2 separate regions of the Homo sapiens genome follow, and region 2 is linked to region 1. A link is a contact called in ENCODE Hi-C or POLR2A ChIA-PET data. All regions are on one chromosome and are shown on one strand. Each heading gives the region's core, a stretch centred on a gene start or an enhancer-like site at or near the end of the contact. The rest is flanking DNA. Distances are from core to core; before and after follow the strand shown. Region 1 holds the start of PPARGC1B (PPARG coactivator 1 beta). Region 2 overlaps CCDC69 (coiled-coil domain containing 69).

The links. Hi-C counts contacts between places; a loop is a spot of excess contacts on that map. ChIA-PET counts read pairs that join two places held with the same protein, here RNA polymerase II (POLR2A). Pooled maps may share reads with other maps.
Region 2: a loop to region 1 is called in a map with no recorded cell type, with 5 times the contacts of the local background. The contact joins the enhancer-like site here to the promoter of PPARGC1B in region 1. A Hi-C loop is called at or near these places in 2 of 37 single-sample maps with no recorded cell type and 6 of 50 pooled maps. POLR2A ChIA-PET finds 5 or more read pairs at or near these places in 1 of 52 experiments (activated T-cell).

What each region holds. Positions count from the first base shown.
Region 1 is chr5:149,725,359-149,732,767 of GRCh38, reverse strand. PPARGC1B (PPARG coactivator 1 beta) reads right to left here and starts at 2,458. Exons shown (of 12, transcript NM_133263.4): 1 at 2,348-2,458. The coding sequence starts at 2,425. RefSeq lists silencers at 791-1,020, 1,051-1,140, 1,161-1,210, 1,221-1,320, 2,121-2,800 and enhancers at 1,791-1,840, 1,851-1,970, 2,209-2,859.
Region 2 is chr5:151,213,478-151,220,994 of GRCh38, reverse strand. All of the region lies in intron 1 of CCDC69 (coiled-coil domain containing 69), which reads left to right. It overlaps LOC105378230 (a long non-coding RNA gene), which reads right to left. Exons shown (of 4, transcript NR_160730.1): 3 at 263-651. Among named protein-coding and RNA genes, the nearest start is that of CCDC69, 6.9 kb to the left of the region's middle. RefSeq lists enhancers at 6,048-6,107, 6,458-6,507, 7,288-7,367, 7,378-7,427. Within about 2 kb of position 5,599, at least 11 of the 41 ENCODE cell types and tissues checked have a DNase peak (open chromatin) inside an H3K27ac peak, as active enhancers do.

The sequences.
Region 1 (7,409 bases), core at 1,209-3,708:
GCCTCTTTCTCCAGCTGTAAAATAAGGAGGAGCACACTGGGCCCGCCCAGGTCCTCTTCCGGCTGGGCTCTCCGAGCCTTCTAGGGGCGGCTCAAAGCTCATCCTATCAATTACATTTCCCAAGTTGGGCCGGCAAAGATCACCAGAAGATCCTCGGCCTGTCATGTGGTTAAATAAAAAAAGCAAATGTCCCAGATTAACTTTCACTGCACTGCTCCTGCAAACACCTGAGTATTCAATTTTCTAGTTTCCTTAGTTGAAATATTTCTGCTAGCTAGGCTCGCTGGGCGGCTAAAGGGCAAAATAATTAATTATTGCTGAGCCAAACACTGAAGATCGAGTTAAAATCCGGGGTACAGTCCAAAGCGGACAGTTCTTGACATGGGTCCCTGAACGAGTCTCCGGCTATTTCAGGCCTCTCTCATCCGCTTTTCAGCCAAGAGATTCGGAGACGCCCCAGGGCAATTTCGAGATCTGGGGACAGAATCTTCCCAGGAGTGACTCTGCCCCTCCTCCCGCACTCAGTGCCCGCTAGCCCCAAGCTGTCGGCTCTGGGGGTACTGAGGCTGGGACCTGCCTTCGGCGCAGACACCGGCGCGGGGCGTGTGACGGAGCCCGGCGACGACGGCGGGAGCTCCACCGCAGTTTCGTCAGAGGTAAAGGTACGCGCCCGGCGCGCGCGGCGTGTGCACACACACACACACACACACACACACACACACCCGCGCGCGCAACCCGCTCATCACACATTCCCCTCGATCTCGAGAAGCGCAATCACACGCCACTAGCCCCTCCGGCCTCTGCCGCGAACCCACCCGAGCGCGCCCGCCACCGACCACGCGGCCCCGCGGCTCCCCTACGCAGCGGCGTCTGCAGCGGGCCAGGGGCGGCCTGCCTCCCGCGTGGCGGGCTTCCTCTCGGCGACACCCTGCCACGCCACGCCGTCCCAGCCGCCAGCCCGAAGTCGCTGCCCGGAGCTGAACGTCTCGGCTGCGGCGTCCCTTCCAAGTCGCGTTTCACCGCAAGGAGTCAGCTTGCAAGCCTCTCCCCGCCCACCCGGTCCCATGACAGCTGCTGCCGCCCAAAGACAGGCAGATTATAACAAGAAGCAAAGTTTCCCTCTCTCTCCTCCCACCTCCCTCCCCCAATCTCCGCCTTCCCCCTCCCTTCCACTGTTATGCAAAACGGGCCGGCACCGGCGCTCCCACTCCAGGTACCAAACCAGCCCCCGCGAGCCGCGCCCGGTTCCGCCCGGCCGCCCCTCTCCGTGCCCAGGCGTGTGCCAGCACCCGGGGCTCCTCCGAGGTTCCGCCGCATCCTCAGCTTCCCAATGACCCGCAGCCGGGCGCCCAGAGAAAAAGCCCTAACTCTGGAGCCAAACTTTATGCTTGCAACAGGCATTGGGTGGGGAAAATGGGGGAAGGGGTGGGGGCCGCGCACGCCTCGTGCTGACATTTTTGGTGGCTGCTTGTCCCAGCAGCACCCCTCTCCCAGTCTCCAAGCCACCAGCTTCCTCGCTCCCCCGCGCCCCGGCACACCAGAGCACCCTCTCCTGTCACGCGCGTGTCGCCAGTGGGGCTCCCGGGCTCAGCCAGTGCCTGGGACTCCGCCTCGCCTTCCCTTCCCCCTGCATCGTGGAGCGCGCACCGGGGCCGCGCACCGCAGGGGGACCCAGGCGCCCCCAGACAGTCCTTCCGCCCCCATCCAGCCTGGCTTTTCCCCCCAGGGGGCTCCGCCCGATAGCGAAACCAGGAAGACGCTGTCTCCGCCCGCATGTCCACGTGCCCCGCAGACCCTTATGCCTTTAGCCGGCAACTGGCAGGAAACTCCGCGCTGCGGGCGCGGGTAGAAAGCCGCGGGGGGCCAGCAACAGCACTCTGGGGACTACAGCCTGGAGGACTAGGGGACTCCGGAGACCCGGGCATGCACCCGTGCCGGGGCCACAAGTCCACGTGAAAGTACGGCAGCAAGTGCCGGGCGCTGACGGCGCGCCTCCAGCACCCAGCGCCAGCCTGAGGGTACCCCACACCGTGGCGCGCCTCCACCTCCCAAAGGAAGCGCGGTACCCCCCAGTTTTGCCCGCGGGGTGGCAGACTCCAAGCGGCCAAGGCTAGACCCTCCCCAGCGGCCGTAGCGCCCCCAGCGCTCCGGCACGCGCCGGGAGACCTCCGGCTCCCTGCCCCGGTAACGGAGCGCATCGCAGGGCGCCTGGAAGGGGGGCTCTGCAGCCTGGAACCCCCAGTTACCCCAGGGCTCCCACCGCTGCCTCCCGGCCTCCGCGGCTGCAGCTGCGGCCCCCGCAGCTCAGCACCCCTGGCCCCGGGCCCGCAGCCCCAGCCGGCCGTACCTGCGTGTCAGCGAGATAGTTGAGGAAGAAGGAGGAGAGCTCTTCGTCCAGCAGCGCGCCGCAGTCGTTCCCCGCCATCTTCCAGCCGCGGCTGCAGCGTGCGGCGGAGTCAACGCCGAGCCGGCCCGGGGGGAGGGAGCCAGCGAGCGAGCAAGGGAGGAGGGAGGAGGGAGTGAGGCCGGCGGGAGGCGGAGGGCGGAGCTCGAGCCCCCGGCTGCCGCAGGGCCGCTAGCTGCGGGGGCGGGGCCGCGCGGCGCCCGCGGGAGCCGGGGGTCGCTCACCCACTTTCCTGCGCCGTGTCTGGCGCCGCGACCAGCTCACGCAGCCCTCAGCAAGGGGTAAAGCGCAGGCAGCCAGGTGGCGGTGCCCCAGCCAGCAGCCCGATGCCTGCGCAGCAATGCGGGCAGCCCCCGGCTCCTGCCAGAGCGAATCACGTTGCGTTAGCGCTGGGCGGGTCCTGCGAGACAACCTGCTTCTTCTGCACAGCTGGGGAAACTGAGGCTCGAGAAGGAATAGGACCTCGTTCGAAGGCCGGGCGCAGTGGCTCACGCCTGTAATCCCAGCACTTTGGGAGGCCGAGGCGGGTGGATCACCTGAGGTCAGGAGTTTGAGACCAGCCTGGCCAACATGGTGAAACCCCGTCTCTACTGAAAATACAAAAAAAATTAGCCAGGCATGGTGGCGGGCGCCTGTAAGTCACTCTTCATATCCCTCCTGAAAAAAAAAAAAAAAAAAAAATATATATATATATATATATATATGTATGTATGTGTATATATATGTATGTATGTATGTATGTGTATATATGTATGTATGTATGTGTATATATATGTATGTATATATATGTATGTGTATATATATGTATGTATATATATATGTATGTATGTATGTATGTATGTATGTATGTATGTATATACCTAGGACCTCGTTCAAAGCTACAGCGCACATCAGTTGCAGGAAGGGAAAGCTTAGGTCTTACTCCCCTGGAGGACTGTTTCTCTACCCAGGCTACAAGGCCAGAGAAGGAGGGAGAAATACCATAGATCAAAAGCAAAGAAATCAAGGAAGTCTCCTTGGAGGAGGAGGCATTTTTATCTTTTACTTGAAGGGTGCGTTTGCCTATATTCTGTGCTAAACCTGATCATATATCTCTCTCTGCCATCGTCCCCAGCACCCTTCCCCCAAAAAACTCCAATGAGTTCTCTTACCAATGCCCACAATGCATGAAGGGGCTGGGCTCCTGCCAGCCTCCGCAGGCCCGCTCACAACGGGCTTGCCACTCACCTAGTAATCTCTTCGGGGCATCTTTCCCTATTACCCCTTGGACTGTCAAGCCATTTCCTCTCCTTCCACCTCCACCATCATGGGCTCCCTTAGCTCCACCAGCAGGCCTTTTTTCTCTAAAAGCTGGTCACAGTTGCCGTTTTACATTTGTTGCAATGAAGACTTAATCTTTGTATCTCTCCTTACAAGACTCTAACACCATGAAAGCAGGGCCTAAATCTGCTTTTGCACTTGCTGTATCTGCCGTTTCTGGCACATAGTAGGCACTTAATAGATGATGTGTTAACTGAAAAAGCTGGAGAATTTTGATTCTCTGCCACCACCACCACCACACATTATACAGATAAGGAAACTGACTGTCAATGTGTACATGGAGTGACTGCCTGAGCCAGAACCAGAACTCAGACCTCCTGACTCCAACCTTGAACTCTCATCATCATGCCCTGTTGTTTACCAAACAGGAGATGAGGGCACTGCCTGGATGAAGGCAAGAAGGCGGGAAGCTTTAGGTCTGTTTTATTGGGCACGCCTGCCTCCTGCCCTCCTCCCACCCTACACTCATAAGGGCTGCCCCACCCTGCCCACCTAACAAGGGCTCCCTTCCAGCGGGAGAAGGAAATAGAGGGAGAGTCCCCAGCACACCTGCTGAGACTTGAACACCAGGGCAAAAGCTTCCTTCTCCAGTCTGAGGTTCCCAGAACCGCAGGCCGTGATTTCACTCTTTGGGCTTAAGGCCAGTGTGCTTTTAAGGAACAATGCATTCCAACAGAGAGCCTGCATCTAGCCTCAGAGCCCTAGACTAGGAGTTAGGAGTCCTGGGTTCTGTTTCAGACCCTGCATCTGGATACTGGAACATCTTGTTCCAGTATCCAGCAATTCAGGGGGTGAAGAGCGTGGGCCCTGGAGTCACACTGCCTGATTTGGAACCACAGCAAGTCATTTAGTCTCGGGCCTCGGTTTCCTCATCTACACAAATGGGGACCAAAAAACCACCAACTTCATAGGGATGTTTTGATGATTGAGGAGATAATATATGTACAGTGCTTGGCACAGTGCCTGACCTCATGGAGAATACGCTAAGCGCTCTGTTCTGTTTCCCTTCTGTTAAAATGGGAATAAGAAATATATATCCCTTAAAGGCACTAGCCAATGTTACTTGCCTTTTTTCCAGCACTTACAGGCTGCTGGCGTACTTTGGACTCCAGTATATTCAGATTTGAATCCTGGTGCAAACTAGCTATGTGCCCTTGGTCATTTACTTAACCTCTCTGAGCCTCAGTTTCCTCATCTGTAAAGTGGGGATAGCAATGGTACTGCTCCACATAGGGATCTTGTGAGGATGGATTGAATGAAATAATGCAATTCATGTAAAGTCAGTTGCCTGGCCCTGAATCTTGCAGGTAGGAAATGCCCATCATCACTATAATCATCACCAACATCACCAATGTCATCACCATTAGCACTAAGGACTTGAATTCTCCCAAGACCCCATTTTTTTTGCTACTCCCCTGGGCACCAGAGTCAGAGTCCTGTGGGATGGTTTCTGGAGATGTCCCTTCCAGGCCCAGCCTGGCCCCTGACTGGTGGTGTGTCCTTCATAGCCCAGAGGCCAAACTTGGGAGTGTCCCCAAAGCCAGCCATCTCTAGCCTTGGTCCTTGCAGAGCTGCAGTGCCATTCACTGCCTTGCCAGGGAAGGCCTGACAGCACTTTCCCAGAGGCTTTTTTGTTTTTAAAACTCCCGTGTTGATAGAAAAGCCACACATTGCCCAACGTCAGGGACTTTCTCACCAGTCACTACATCCTCACAACAGTCTTCTGGCTGGCAAGAAATTTAGGTGAGAAAGGGCCTCACCTGAGATATCTAGCGTCCTTTTGAAAAGCATATTGTCCCAGAAATTCCTTCATCACAGGTTGCTCACAGAGTCTCAGCCTCATGGAGGAATTTGAAGTTCCTCTGGCCCATGGAAAAATGTGAAGTTCTTAATTGAGATTAAAAGTCCTGGCCTGGGTGTGGTGGCTCATGCCTGTAATCCCAACAATGGAAGGCTGAGGCCAGAGGATCACTTGAGTCTAGGAGTTTGAGAACAGCCTGGGCAACATAGGGAGATCCCATCTTTACAAAAAATACAAAAAAAAAAAAAAAATTAGCCAGGGTTTATGGTGTACACTCGCGGTCCCACCTACACTGGAGGCTAAGATGGGAGCATCACTTGAGCCCAGGAGGTTGAGGCTGTAGTGACCTGTGATCATCACTGCCCTCAAAAAAGCCTGAGACCCCATCTCAAAAAAAAAAAGCCCTCAAAAAACCTGAGGTGCTAGATGATCTTGTGCCATTTGCTTCTCCTCTCTGAGGCTGTTTTCTTATCTATAAAATGAAGGAGCGGCCTGGCCTGGTGGCTCACGCCTGTAATCCCAGCAGTTTGGGAGGTCGAGGCAGGCAGATCACCTGAGGTCAGGAGTTCGAGACCAGCCTGGCCAACATGGTGAAACCCCATCTCTACTAAAAATACAAAAATTAGCCGGGTGTGGTGGCGGGTGCCTGTAATCTCAGCTCCTCGGGAGGCTGAGGCAGGAGAATCGCTTGAACCTGGGAGGCGGAGGTTGCAGTGAGCCTGGGGGTAAGAGCAAGACTTCGTCTCAAAAACAAAAAACAAAAAAACGAAGGAGTGGTCAGTTGGGCGCACTCCAGCCTGGGGACAAGAGCGAGACTTCCTCTCAAAAAAAAAAAGAAGGAGCAGTCCGGGCGCAGTGGCTCACGCCTATAATCCCAGCACTTTGGGAGGCTGAGGCAGGCTGATTATGAGGTCAGGAGATCTAGACCATCCTGGCTAACAGGGTGAAACCTCATCTCACTAAAAATACAAAAAATTAGCAGGGCGTGGTGGCCCCCGCCTGTAGTCCCAGCTACTAGGGAGGCTGAGTCAGGAGAATTGCTTGAACCCAGGAGGCGGAGGCTGCAGTGAGCTGAGATTGTGCCATCGCACTCCAGCCTGGGCGACAGAGCAAGACTCCGTCTCAAAAAAAAAAAAAAAGAAGAAGGAGCTAGCCTAGATGAACCTCTACAGAGTCCTGCAGCCCGGATGTTATGGCAGTTTATAGACATCAACCAAACCTTAGGGCTTTTCTGTACTGAGCATGTGCCCAACGCCTGAGTTTATAGCATCTCTAATCCTTCCAGCAACCCTCCGTAGGGTAAATCATGATGTCCATTTTATGACTAAAGAAACAAAAGTTTAAAGGGGGTTAAAGTGATTGGCCCCAGACTACATAGAGACAACAGCTCAGATTTGAACCTGGGTGTGTACATGGTCTGAGCCACAGACACTGGAAAGGGAGTGTGAAAAGTCTCATAGCATCTAACCTCCCCAGGAAAGCTAGAAGGGCAGCGCGTGTCCTGTTTGATAACTTCCAAGTGAAGGGCAATAATAATGCCAAGCTTGGACATTGTGTGGCTTGACTCCTATCTTCTCTGCCTTTTTTATCAGCCTCGCCTCCCTCAAGATTAGTGAAAGTGAGCCCTGTGCATACCTAGTGCAAAGCCCAGAGCTCCCCAGGCTCCATGGAAATGGCTACAGCAAAATGAACCTATTTGACTTGAATATTTTAGTCACTACCGACAAATGCTCAAAAGTTGAAACATCAGCATTTTCTCCTTTCCAATAATAAGATGATGCTTTATTCAGACACTACATACAGCTGTGGTTCTCAGACTCTGGAGGGCATGACAGTCACTTGGACACTAACGCCAGAGATTCCAATTCAGTAGGTCTGGGGTGG
Region 2 (7,517 bases), core at 4,350-6,849, 1.5 Mb before region 1:
TAAACCCTTCTTCTTGGCAAAGACCATGGCTAATGTGGTCACATCCCCCAGGAGGACTCAGGAGAAGGCCAGGCAGAGTGGGTAGGGGTCAAGGAAACAAGCCTTCTGGGGAGTTGCCAGCCACAGTGGTAAGGAGGGGCCTTCCTATCCCCAACAGGTTACCAGCCTCCCTTGGGCAATAGGGTAGGAAGCGGAGGGGGGGTGGGGACTGGTGCAGGAGGCATCTCGTGGCCAACCCCCTTTGTGTGACACTGCAGAGTACCAGGAATGATGTCTGAACTCTCCATTCCCGAAGGCTGTGGCTATAGCTCCATAGTTCCAAGCAGGACCTCTGAGAAGGGGCTCAGCACAGCTGCCAAAGCTGGGCCTCAGGTGACAGGTACTTGGTGGGTCAGTCATTCAGCAGCCCTTCATGAGCACATCCATGTAGCAAGCCAGGTGACAGAAGTGAATGATAAGGAAGAGGCTGGTGCAGGCTTGGGTAATTCTGAAATCAACCAGTAGACAACAAGGGCATGGCTAACTTGGCAAACATTTGTGGGTCGACCACACCGGGCTCTGGGTTGGATGCTGGTTCAGTCCTGACTACATGGAAGATCCATTAAGTGACCTTAAGAGTGGCTTGGCTTCTCCATGCCTCAGTTTCCTCATCTGTAAGATAGGCTTGGTATTAGCTCCTGTGCCATAGGGTTGTTCTAAAGATTAGATGAAAGACTGTATGTGACAGAGTCTCTGATACCCTGACTAGCAAGAAGGATGCCTTTGAAGGAGATAAGGAGGCACAGACTTAATGTTATGCTTTAAGGACATCACTGCCTAGATTGTACCCAAGGAAAGTACCCCGGGACGTGGGAGCTAAAGGACATTAGTGTTCTTGGAAGGTTGACGCGGGCAGGGTGGGAGGATGCAGGCTAGTGTCTGGCCTCTTCCTTCAAATCTCTGAAGTCTTGTCAAGGGGCATGGAAAGCAGTTTTTTTCTCTGTTGTTCCAGAAGGCAGCACAGTGGCCAGTAGGGGAGGCTAAATCGAGCAGATTTCTACTCATGAGGAATAAGTGGCCAAAAAAAGGCCTCAAAGGGTAGTGAGTTCCTATCACTGGAGGGTTCAAGCAGGGGTCAGGTGGCATTTTGGCAAGAATATTAGAGGGGATGCAAACCTACGACTAGCAAATATTTACGATTCCATTAAAAAATGGAATTGTTCTGATTATTATTTTGAGTCAAAATTTCAAAATGTGGGAAAGTATAAGAAATTAAAAAATCTTTTAATCTCACAATTAAGAGATAGCCACTGTGTACATTTCAGTGTCATTCTTTGTACCATTTTTTCCTATGTATATTATAGATGTGAGTATGACTATCTGTATAAAGCTAAGAGTATGTTTTATATGGTTATATTCCAGTTACTTAATATTCTTCCGGGGGCATTTTCCCATGTTAAGTAGTCCATGGAAACACGGACTTTTTAATGGCTACCTAATGTCCTGTGGCTGTTCCGTGGCTTATTTAACCGGTTTGGACGCGTGGTTCTTTGCAGTCTGCACTCCTACCCTGGTAATTGATGAACATCCCTTGTGTTTTCCTCCTACCTGGGGCCAGTGTGGCTTTGGACTCGGGGGGGTCAAGGAAGGCCCCTTAGAGAGACAGCATCTTGGCTGGGTTTAGAAGGGGGGCGGGGGTTAGGCACTTATGGGGCAGGCGAGTTACTCAGGAGGGCATGCTAGGCAGAAGGAATATGGGAGCAGCCCTTGACACCTGGTCAGGAGGAGTGGGCAAATCTGATCTTCTAGCTCGGTTGGTAAGGGCAGGACAGTTGAGGAGCGTGAAGGAAAGCTGCCTCTGCAGCACTCAGCCCCCTGCCCCAACCATCATGGAGATGTTGGCATGTACATGGCCTCCGAGCTGATGATTTTGCCCAACCTAGAAACTAATGCCCACCAATCTTCCTAGCTAAAGCCAGTACAGGCTTCCATGCACAAGGCACTCTGGAAGACCTGTGAGATTAAATACCAGATTTTTGCGTTTGGCAACCTAAAACACACTAGAATAATTCCCAATACTCTCTGCCTTTGAGATACAACCTTTGGTGATATATTTTCTGCACATGTACATGTTTTTAATTCTTTTCCTCTATTGAATTCATGGGTGGCTGATGTAGGTCCCCTGAGAGCCTGACGAGTTCCCAGATACCTAAGGGCTCCCATTTTTGCTTCAGTTGGCTGTTAGGCTTGGGACCTGTGCTTCATGTCAGCACTGTGTTTCTTTTTTGTCATAAAAAGGGAAGAAAAGATGAAATTTTAAATTAATTGCACAGAAACAGGCTGCTATATAAATCAAGACAGTGAAACTCTGGTTAGGAGGGGCTGCCCCCTGACATCTCAGGGTGCATAGATCAGCCAGTGAACAGAAGTCTGAGACCTGCCTGGAAAAGGAGCTCTAAGGGGTCTCAGTATGAAATTCATGAATGTTCATATTCAAAAAATAAACTCGAAGAGTGTAAGTACCCTCCCAACGAAAGGAAGAGCCTCTCAGATGACCCTAGTTCTGGCTCTGACACCTCAGGGTGTACTTGGGCTTCCGTCCACACGGCTGGCACTCGGTCCTCTGCATCATCCTCCCTCAGCACTGTGAGCCGTCCCCAGTGACCAGGGGAGAGGGCCAGACTGGGAGCCCCCACTGCAGCAGGACTGGCAGTGGGGAGGGAGCTCCTGCTGTCCCACCTTGGCAGAGAAAAGGAGCAAGAGAAGATCCATCCATCTTTAGCAGATCTAAACCCATCCATTACCTGAAGACAAGCCATCCTATTTGTCTTGCAAGGTGAATCTTAATCCCTAAAAATAGTTTATCTTGTGTCACCTTATTTTCAAATCTGAACCTTCCAGAACATCTAGGCCAAACACTGTACTATACCTAAAACAGCCATCCACATCCATGCATCCCCCCAAGACAAGTGATATGCAGTCTGACCTACTTCCAGATTTCCTCCTCTCTGCAATGGAGTTTTTTTTCACTGAGTGTACAATGACCTTTGTGGCTTTCCTCGCCATTTTCTACTGCCCCATGTGACCCTGCCCCTGTGCCTTCCTTAAGGAAATGGCCTGGACATCAGAAAAGCTGTTACCTTTACTGGATTCAGTAATGTCCCCTCCTACATTTACATTCACCCAGAACCTGTAAATGCGACATTATTTGAAATAGGGTCTTTGCAGGGGCCATTGAGTTAAAATGAGGTCACATTGGATGGGCCCTAATCCAGTGACTGGTGTCCCAACAAGAAGAGGGAAATTTGGACACAGACACACAGGGAGAAGAGCAGGGAATGAAGTGACACATCTCCCAAGCCAGAGAACGAAGGATTGCCAGCACCCACCAGGATCTGGGAGAGAGGGAGGTAACAGATCCTCCCTCAGAGCCTCCAGAAGAGCCAGCTCGGCTGATACCTTGAATTTACACTTCTAACTTCCAGAACTGTGAGAGAATACATTTCTGTTGTTTTCAGCCACCAAGTGCGTGGTAATTTGTTACAGCAGCTTTAGGAAACTTTCATATCGCAAGGTTAATTGCTCCTTACCCACCCTCTCACCCCCAGCCCCAAGTTGCCAGCAATCAAAAATGACAGCAAGAACCCAGTGCCTCCCTTTGGAACCCATCTTGGCAGCAGAAGAGGCAGCACTGTAAACAAGGAGGTGCCTGGACAGGGCCCATTGCTTTTGGACACCAGCAGCTGCATCTGTAGAGGAAAGAGCACTGGACTGGGAGTCAAGAATGGGGCCTACTTCTTTATATTTTTTATTGATATATAATATTTTACATACTTCTCAGGTACATATGATATTTTGTTAGGTGCATAGACTGTGTAATGATCAAGTCAGGGTATTTGGAGTTTCATCACCTCGAGTATTTATCATTTCTATGTGTTGGGAACGTTTCAAGTCCTCTCTTCTAGCTATTTTAAAGTATACAGTTCATGGTTGCTATGGAACATTAGAATGTAGTCCTTCCATCTGGCTGTATGTTTGTATCGTTTGACCAGCCTTTCTTCATTCCCCGCACCCCACACACACGTCCTTCCCAACCTCTGGTATTCATCATTCTAACAATGGGTCCACTTCTGCCTCTTTTGCTAACTATTCTCTTCCCCAGCCTTGATTTCTCTGTCTGTACCTTGACTCTGGGGGAGGCTTTCAGGTTCCAAGAGAGGTACCTTTTTCTTGTTGTTGTTAATTTCTTTGTATATAAGTAATTCTTGAATGCGTTGTTGCTTTAAAAATCCTAAGAATTGGCCAGGCGTGGTGGCTCACGCCTGTAATCCCTGCACTTTGGGAGACTGAGGCGGGCGGATCACCTGAGGTCAGGAGTTTGAGACCAGCCTGACCAACATGGTGAAACCCCGTCTCTACTAAAAATACAAAAATTAGCCGGGCGTGTGGCACGTGCCTGTAATCTCAGCTACCCAGGAGGCTGAGGCAGGAGAATCGCTGGAACCTGGGAGGCAGAGGCTGCAGCGAGCCGAGATCGCACCACTGCACACCACTCGCTCTAGGTGACAGAGCAAGACTCAGTCTCAAAAAAAAAAAAAAAAAAAAAAAATCCTAATAATTTAGGTAAAATGTAAAATGGAAGCTACCCTTCCTTGACCACAGTAATTTTAGTCCATTCTCTGGAGATGACAACTGTTATCAGTTTGTGCTTTTCTAGGTACTTTTTCCTATGCATTTTTTTATCATTAGTAATAGTTGGCCGGGCATGGTGGCTCACGCCTGTAATCCCAGCACTTTGGGAGGCTAAGGCGGGCAGATCACCTGAGGTCAGGAGTTCAAGATCAGCTTGGTCAACATGGTAAAACCCTGTCTCTACTAAAAATACAAAAATTAGCTGGGCATGGTGGCACATGCCTGTAGTCCCAGTTACTGGGGAGGCTGAGGCAGGAGAATTGCTTGAACCTGGGAGGTGGACGTTGCAGTGAGCCAAGAATACACCACTGCACTCCAGCCTGGGTGACAGAAAAGAAATAGTTTAGTTTGGATATTGGTATTTTACCAAATGCCTTTCCATCTTTGTACATAAAGGTCTACTTCACTCTCTTAAACATATGAATGAAATGACATAGTATTATGTCCCTGAGTATATCCAGCCAGTCCTCAGTTTACAGCATTTCCCTACTGCAAATGGTCCTGCCCTGAGCATCCTGTGCATCCTCCTTGTCCTCACTAATGGGTACTTATTTCTGTTCACAGTGCTACTGTAGAATTAGGAGCATGCTGCGTGCAACTTGGGAGATGGCTGAGCTCTGTCATTCTCTGCTTTCAGGCAATCCCGCCCTCTCTTTTACAACCACCCTTACACTGTCTGCTGAAGAACAGGGGATGGTGTGGAGGGCTCCAGGTTCTCACCCAGGCCTCCTGAGCAAGGGACCCTCCTTTCCTGCTCTCCAGAGAAGCCCCCTCCATGACCAGAGCTAACAGCTGAGTGTGTCAAACTGCCTCTGCCCTGCCCAGAGCAAACAAGCCGGACAGGATCGACAGAAGATGAGATAGCAAGATGACCTCACTCTGCCCCTTCTTCCCCATCCACAGCATGTCAAAACCAGAAGGGCTCTTACGTATCCCATTGCACAATTCCATGCCATGCAGAGGAGGGTACAGAAGCACAGAAAAGGAAGAGTGTCCACTCAAGGTCACACAGCAAGCAGATGGCAAGCTAGGACCTTGGCTCTGGACTCTCAATTTGCCATTGGACTGTGAGACAGGTATCCAGGCGCTCAGCCTCAGATGGCAAGCTAGGACCTTGGCTCTGGCCTTCCAGTTTGCCATTGGACTGGGAGACAGGTATCTGGGCCCTCAGCCTGTCTCTTTCCCCACCCCCATCCAGCTACTGACACCATTTTCTGTCCAGCTCCTTCAGGGTCCTGCCTGCCAGGCTGACCCAAATGCTAGAAATAATGTCTAGTGCTTTTGCCAGCTCCAGGCCCTCTGAGGCAACCAGAACTAGCAGACACCCTGGGAAGCTGATATGGGACAAGAAAACGGGAGCCCTAGGGAGGAAGAAAATAAATAAGGTGTATTAGAAAGGCTTTCTCTAGGCCTCAGTGTCATCGTCTGTGAAGTGAGGCCTTGCACTCAAGGCCCTTCTGATGCTTGTCTGCTGTGGTCTGGCTCACCAGGTGCAGGGGTATTTAAGAAGGAAGTGGTCCTTTGCTCCCCTGAGACACCTCATCAGTTGGTCAGATAGGAGCAGTGGAGACCACATCCGCCCCTGACTTGTGTGCTCTGGGGGTCCTGCAGGTGTTCAGAGCATAGGCCGTGTCCCCGGTGCAGCGGAGTGGTGCAGCCTGGCACTTCTAACTTTAAGTTGGTTGTACAATCACATTGGACTGTCCTCCAGCCAGTGAGGAAATGTTGACCACACACTATATGATATGAAGGGGATGAATTAAATCTTTAATGTCCCTGGCAGTGTTTGAGTTTCAATGACATCAAATTCAGGCATTACTTTGGCAGAATATCTCTGCCCATCTTAGAGATGGGGAGGCTAAGGCCTGTATTTATGGTGTTCTGTCTGAGCTTCTGTAATTCGGGTGTGAACACTAACATTTCTCAACAGCCCTGATCATTTAGGCCCCGCCCTTCCTCCCCGAAGGCCCTGGAGTGGGGCCCCTTGGGCCACACTCCCCGCCTCCTTCCTGCCTCTACCCTCGGCCAATAGGCTCTGACTGTGGTTACTTAGATCCCAGCACTAGTGGTGCTGGGCCAGACACCGGAAAGGCAGCTCTGATATTGAGGAGGGTGTGACCTGAGCCCCTTGAGACTTAGAATCACCTCTCCCCTACAGGCTCAGCTACTCAGATAAAGCTGACCCTGGCATCAGGGGGACGGAAAGGACTCTAGCCTCAGCTGTGAGTCTGGATTCTCCCCAGGGCTCTGCTTCCCTGCTTTGCAGCTTCTGACAAGTTATCTGCCCACCCACCTCTGGGCCTCAGCTTTTCTATCTGGAAAAAGGAGGTGGGGATTGGAGTCAGCTGCCTCCTGGGGCCCTTCCAACCCTGCTCTGGGTTCCCGTAAGCCTTCCTCAGCCAGGATAGGTGTGATAGAACTACATGCTCAGAGGAAGCCAGGCCTGTGATGTATGGGACACGGAGGAGCTGGGTGAACTCTTAAGGAGTCTTCTTTAATTACTAAATTCTCTAAGTTAAGCAGGAACAATGAGGACACAAAGCACTTAATCAGAAATACACAAGCCTTGAAGGCTGACAAACAGAATGGAGTGATGGCTCCCAAAGAGGGCTAGCTCAAGTCTCTGCAGGACAGGCTGAACCTCCCTCAGGGCTACTCTTACCTTCCATCCTACTAGGATTCCCAAGGTAGGGAATAGCTGGGCGGCTTCTATCCAAGTTGCTTCTGCCTAATTCACTCTTGCCTGGTGAGGCTCAGAATTTGAGGGTAGTTGGCCGGGCATGGTGGCTCACGCCTATAATCCCAGCACTTTGGGAGGCCGAGGCGGGTGGATCACTAGGTCAGGA